Regions from separate parts of the Mus musculus genome. Here region 1 is linked to region 2. Evidence: chromatin loops called from intact Hi-C (ENCODE). Cell type or tissue: left cerebral cortex. All regions are shown on one strand. Links, peaks and the distances in the headings refer to the core of each region. The heading gives the core; the rest is flanking DNA. Region 1 has its middle 13 kb from the start of Gm22546. Region 2 has its middle 190 kb from the start of Gm22546.

The links. Hi-C counts contacts between places; a loop is a spot of excess contacts. Peaks named below come from ENCODE experiments on the same cell type or tissue, not always from the same donor. Only the 100,000 strongest peaks of a DNase experiment are listed, where the experiment ranks them.
Region 1: a loop joins it to region 2, with 11 times the contacts of the local background. A loop is called at or near these places in 3 of 42 quality-filtered maps.

Annotation. Positions count from the first base shown.
Region 1 is chr10:11,659,266-11,662,185 of GRCm38, reverse strand. No RefSeq gene overlaps it. Among named protein-coding and RNA genes, the nearest start is that of Gm22546, 13 kb to the right of the region's middle. In left cerebral cortex, for the core only: a CTCF peak has its summit at 1,560; DNase peaks (open chromatin) are centred at 317, 1,620 and 1,929; H3K27ac peaks cover 791 bases.
Region 2 is chr10:11,840,030-11,842,949 of GRCm38, reverse strand. No RefSeq gene overlaps it. Among named protein-coding and RNA genes, the nearest start is that of Gm22546, 190 kb to the right of the region's middle. In left cerebral cortex, for the core only: a CTCF peak has its summit at 1,614 (motif pointing left); DNase peaks (open chromatin) are centred at 1,282 and 1,639.

The DNA of each region.
Region 1 (2,920 bases), core at 290-2,789, 180 kb after region 2:
GTCAAGTAAATTAAGGAGATGATGAGAGAGAAGGGGGAAGTCTGCTGATATAAAGCACCTCTGTGCCACCCATGGTTGCCAGACCGAACACAGCCAAGTCCCTCACCTCTCAGGGTGGCCATCTGCCACACAGCACATGGTCTTCCAGCTTCAGGAGTTATGCACCTTTCCAAAGGCATCCTGAGATTAGCCTGGGAGAAGTGTCCTCTAAATGACTGCATGTCCCCTTATATCTGACTGTCCTGCAGCTGAGATGACAGCTGGGGAGGCTGATGGCAAGGAGGTGCCCACAGGCTCGCTTGCTTTCACTCCACCTCCGGATCAGCTGTGCCCTTCTCCCCATCTGGAAGGAGGAGCATGACAACCTATTGAAAGCCTGGCCCCGTGCCAGCTTTGCTCTAACTTCCTTTATTATTCTATCTTAGGAAAGCACCTTGAAACTAAACAATGTCGTCTATCTGTCATGTCTGTCATTCCCAGAAAATGGGAAATACTTGATGAAAACCAGTGAGCAGTCTACATCAACCATGACTATTAATATATTGTTTCATACAAATTGATGTGGAAAGCAGTAAGAAATTAGCATCTTGGATCTTACAGCATTTGGGTAAATGATTGTTATATTGGCTAGAACAAATACTAATGCAGACTCATAGTAAGCAATATTTATTATGAATGTGTACTATTAGGCTTCTGTATGTATAATTAATCAGCAGAGCACAGATTACAAGTGAAGAGGCAAATAACTTCAGCTTTAGCTATATGTATCTCATTTAAACCTTTCATAGTGATGTTTTCATATTCAAGAAAGCACAAAATTTAGAAAAAAGCTCCACTCCACTTCTCCTTTAAACCAAAATTATTAAATTTATATAGTATTTAAAATTACTACACATAATGAGTACAGAAAATTTTCCAGATGGAAGAATTTTTTCTAGTTCATTTATTGTTTCTGTGAGGTTTTTATTTTGAAATTATTTGAGATTCTGATAAGCATTGAAAGAATATTACAAAGAATTAAGACAAATTCTCCCAAATATTGACACTTTACAATTTTTCTTCTCTTTCCCCTTCATTCCATGTATGTAGTACTCACACACATATATGTGAATATATTTGTACCTATTTATACAAATCACTTTTCTTAACTATCCAAGGATAAGTTGCAGCCATGAAGCAATAATTTTCCCTTACTCCTTATTTATAATAACTATAACTATCAAAATTGAGATTTTTAACAGAAATTTCATTTAATGCTATTATGAAACCAAAGTTATTATTTCTATCACATCTGTTGTTCCATTTTCCTATAAAGTAGAAAATAATGAAATCTCATATTTACTTTAAAAGTATATTTTCTTGTTTTGGATTATTCTTTGAGAATTTCATTCAATGCATTTTGATGAAATTCTTCATTCCCTCAACAGCTTCCAGATTCATCCCAAGCTTCCCTATCCACCCAATTTTGTGTTCTTTTTACAAATCCACCCAGTGTAGTTTGTCATAGCCAGATGGTCTTAGATGAGTGAACTTCACCACCAGGAGCTGTACTCTTAAATAGAACTGGCTCTCTCCTTTCCCAGCAGCAAACTGCCAACACCTCTTTAGTGAGGTGTGGACTTCAAGCCTACCTCCACACTCCATGCTGGAATTTTGTCTGCCCTGAGCCTACACAGTTTTTCTGTGTGCCATCTCAACTGCTATGAATTCATACATACAGCTGCTGTATACAAAAAACAGTTACCTACTCGTGGGTAGTGCCTATGGTTCTCAAAATCTTTCTCTCACTTTGTATGCAAAGATTTCTGAGCCTTGGAAAGAAGGGATATGTACTGGCTGGTTTTGTGTCAACTTTAAACAATTTGGAGTTATCACAGAGAAGGAGCCTCCCTTGAGGAAATGCCTTCCTGAGACCCATCTGTGAGGCATTTCCTCAATTAGTAATCAAGGGTGGGAGGGCACACTGTGGGTGGTGTCATCCCTGGGCTGCTAGTCTTAGATTCTATAAGAGAGCAAGCTGAGCAAGCCAGGGGAAGCAAACCAGTAACATCCCTCCATAGCCTCTGCATCAGGTCCTGCTTCCTGACCTGCTTGAGTTCCAGCCCTGACTTCCTTTGGTGATGAACAGCAATGTGGAAGTGTAAGCTGAATAAATCCTTTTCTGCACAACTTGCTTTTAGGTCATGATGATTGTACAGGAATAGAAACCCTGACTAAGACAGGATATGATATAGATGTCTGGCTTAGGGCTGATCTTCCATAGTCTCTTATTCTCTGCAGTTTGACCAGTGAGGTGTCTGTTAATTACCATCTATTGCAAACAAGAAGTTTATAGCCTCCATACAATCTATCTAGGCTTAGAATATTTTCAGTCTCTGAGATTTACTGCTGAATAAGCTCACCCTTTGTAGCTCCTTTTGAATTCTAGCTGTCTGGTCAACTCAGCCGTTCTGGCTCAAACTCTTCCTCAAGTTGACTGATTCAACCTGACTTCTTTCTTGTACTCTGACTGAATTGCTCTGCTTGGCCTTATAATAACATTGGCAATGTGTCCTAATCATCTCTTTTTCATTCTCCAGTTCATTCTGTCCTCACCTGCGCCTTGCTTGTCTCTCTCTACAACTTATCTCTCTATAACTGTCTCAGAAAAACTGTCTCTTTCCTTTCTCCTTTTACCCGGCTCCCTCTTATGTTGCCGCTCTTTCCTCTCTCTTCTTGTGAGAGTTGAGCATACCCTATTCTGTCAAATCTTTCTTTGATTCATCGCTTTGTCTGCCACTCAGTTAAACATCACTTTCAAACATGAGTGCTTCCTTTTACAAACCAACTTTACCTTCATTGTACTAAGGATGTGTCTGCATTACAGCCAGGGGAATTAAAGATATTAGCTAAAGACTGAACGATACCAAGACTAAAAACA
Region 2 (2,920 bases), core at 125-2,624:
CTATGGCAATGGTGTTGTTAACTGCTTATATGACCTGCCCCGCTTCTTTGCTATTTTAGTCAAGGTACATTTCAGTCTATATTTCTCACTTGCTAATCAGAGTCATATTGAACTTTTTGATCATTCAGAGGGCACGTAACAGCTGATGTTTCTGTGAGCAGGCAAGAAGAGGTCTGAGGGTCTAGAGGATTCAGGCTTCACTCGGACTTTTCAGTTCAGGTTCTATCTCTCTATGTCCCTGTTTTCTTTTCTGTGTATCTTTAATGGCAAATTCAAATTTTTGTAACGAGAATACTATACTTATTCATAAAGGAATAATATTATTTAAAGGTATATAAAACTCATTTCCACATTGCAGTATCTAGAATGAAGAAGAAACTTAGATGTTGTCTGTATGTCTCATGGCCACTGGTCTAGAGAAGTTCCCGAACTTGGGAGAGAGAGAAAGCAGAAGTGGTAGATTGGAAAATCCAGGATAAGCTTTGGGCTGAGTCAGGGCAGGATGTGACTGGACCACATTGGAGCAAACAGTTGATGACTGCTTCAGGAAGTTCACAGTCCCTTGCTTTTGCTCTCCCAGACCCAGAAGCTCTTCCTCCCATCTTTCATTTTTCATTTCTCTCTTTCTTTTCACCTCTATGGTTTCCTGGTGAATTTCAAGCAAGAATCTCTTTACAGTCTATCTTGACTTTACATTTCCCATCCTATTAAAACCTTTTTATAATGTACAAGATTCCCAATAGATTATCGTCATTTTCAGTCAGAATCTCTTTCTTCCATTAGAGCAGACCCTATCCCCTTATCAGTTCCAGCCTCAGATTCAGTTCTATTATTGTTGCAAAGAGGATGATGACAGCTCAGATCTGAATACATACCATGTGACCCCTGTTCCCCTATCAAGAATGTTAACACTTTGTTTCCCCATGATTTGAGTATAGCCTGGCCTTATGACTTGATTTTTGGCAATAGAATATAGCAGACCCTTCATCACAAAATCTCTCATTCTTTGGCCTCTCAGAAACCACCATACCAAGAAGCCTAGAGAAGCCCCACTGCTCAGAGAGATGATAATTGACAGAGACACGAAAAGGGCCACTATCCCACTGCCAGGTGATGGCATCGGATGACTGCTCCTTCAGAGATGGTGAGTCACGCAAGCATGAGCAAGTAAGAGCAGCTATTTTAGGCAACTATGCTTGAGGTGGTGTGTTAATGCCATGAGCCAAAACTGAGGCAAGATCTCCGGTTGCGTGTGACTTTCGAATGTTCTTGTTTGTTGGTATAGCTGTGAATTCACCAACAGGCAGGTGGCAGTCACAATTAAGGGAGAAAATAGCATCTGAGTGGGTAGAACCCCTGGGCCTGCCCCTGCTGAAGCAATTCCTCCACAGAAATAGCAACATAATTGGCAGCAGCAGTTTTCCTGTGGAAGACAGAATTTTTTTTTTCACTTACGAAACAAATATATTTAGCGGCAGTCCCAAATTTATTCCTGTCTATAATTGGTAATTAATATTAAGATTAGTGTTCAAATTCCTCTTCCATTCTAGGTTTGCTTCTGTGGAACTTGGGTATCACAGGGATTAAATTGCCCACACTTCAGGTCTGCAAAGTCCAAATGTGCCACCTTGAGGTAGAAGAAAACGGAGCCGACTACTAGCACCAGATTTACAAATGAGTCAGGAGGCACAGCAGGAGCGTGGTCAGACTAAATGACCTGTAAGTCTAGAACCAAGCAGTGGGATGTGAAGTTCTTATTGAACCAGCCAGAGCAAAGTCAAGATGCACGGAGTCAAAGCTATGAAGGTTAAAACTCTCAGCTCTTTCAGTGAACAGGAAGGGAGGTGGTGTTGCTGAGCTGAGAGCACATACGCTGGCTGAAGTGAGAAGTTATCGCCCTGCTTACTCTGTGAGTTTTCGGGAGGGAATGAAAGGCTAGCTTCCCTAGGACCCTCAATCTTTCAAGAGAGGCTGAAATGTTTACTGTTAAACTAAATAATTGAGTTTCTAATGTTACCTGATAATTCAAAGAGAATAGTCTTGGGAGGGTTTCACACATGCCTGAATCAGACTAGTTTGTCACTTTGAGAAATACTGTCAAATGAGACTCACTGGATTGACAGCTGGTAGAGCCACCACAGGTACCAGTTGCCAGCTAGAGCCACAGTGCTGGGCCTGGCTTGACTAGGAAGCTGTTAACTTGCGTCTGCTACTGTGTTGTTTGCTTTTCTGTCTCTATAATCACAAGATCCAGAAAACAATGTAATATGAGAAGGACTTGATTTAACTCATAGTTTCAAAATTTTAGTTCACATGTAACTCCACTGATTCCGAGCTAGAGCAGATCACCATGGTAGTGCCATACTAGCTACAGTATATAGTAGGGTAACTTACCCGCCTGACAGAGGCAAGAAGTAGCAAGAGGAGAAGGAGAAAGAGGAGGAGGAGGCAGATGATAAAGAGGAGGAGGAAGGAGAAAGGGAAAGGGAAGAGAAAGAAGAAGGGGCAGGAGGAGGAGAGAAAGAGAAAGAGAGAGAAGGAAGGAGGAGGGCGAGGGAGAGAGAGAGAAAGAAAGGAGGGGGCAAGAGAGGACAGAAGGACAGGAAAGGCCAAGGAACAAAACCTCCCAAGGACTCAAACCCTCATTGTCTGATTTTTTTTTTCCAGCTAGATCTCCACTTCTAAAGTTTGGAGATCCTTCCAAGATAATACCACTGTCTGGGAATCAAGTGTTCATCACATGAGCCTGAGAGGACATTAGTAGTCAAACCACAATGGCTTATTAGGAAAGGTTCTCAAAGGTGCAGAGCCTGAGATGGGGTAGCTGAGGCTAGGACTAGGACTCTGGGGATTGTCCTGGAGTCAGTGACTATTTCCCAACAAGTGTATTATCATCTCAAAATCCTAACAAGTTGTGGAG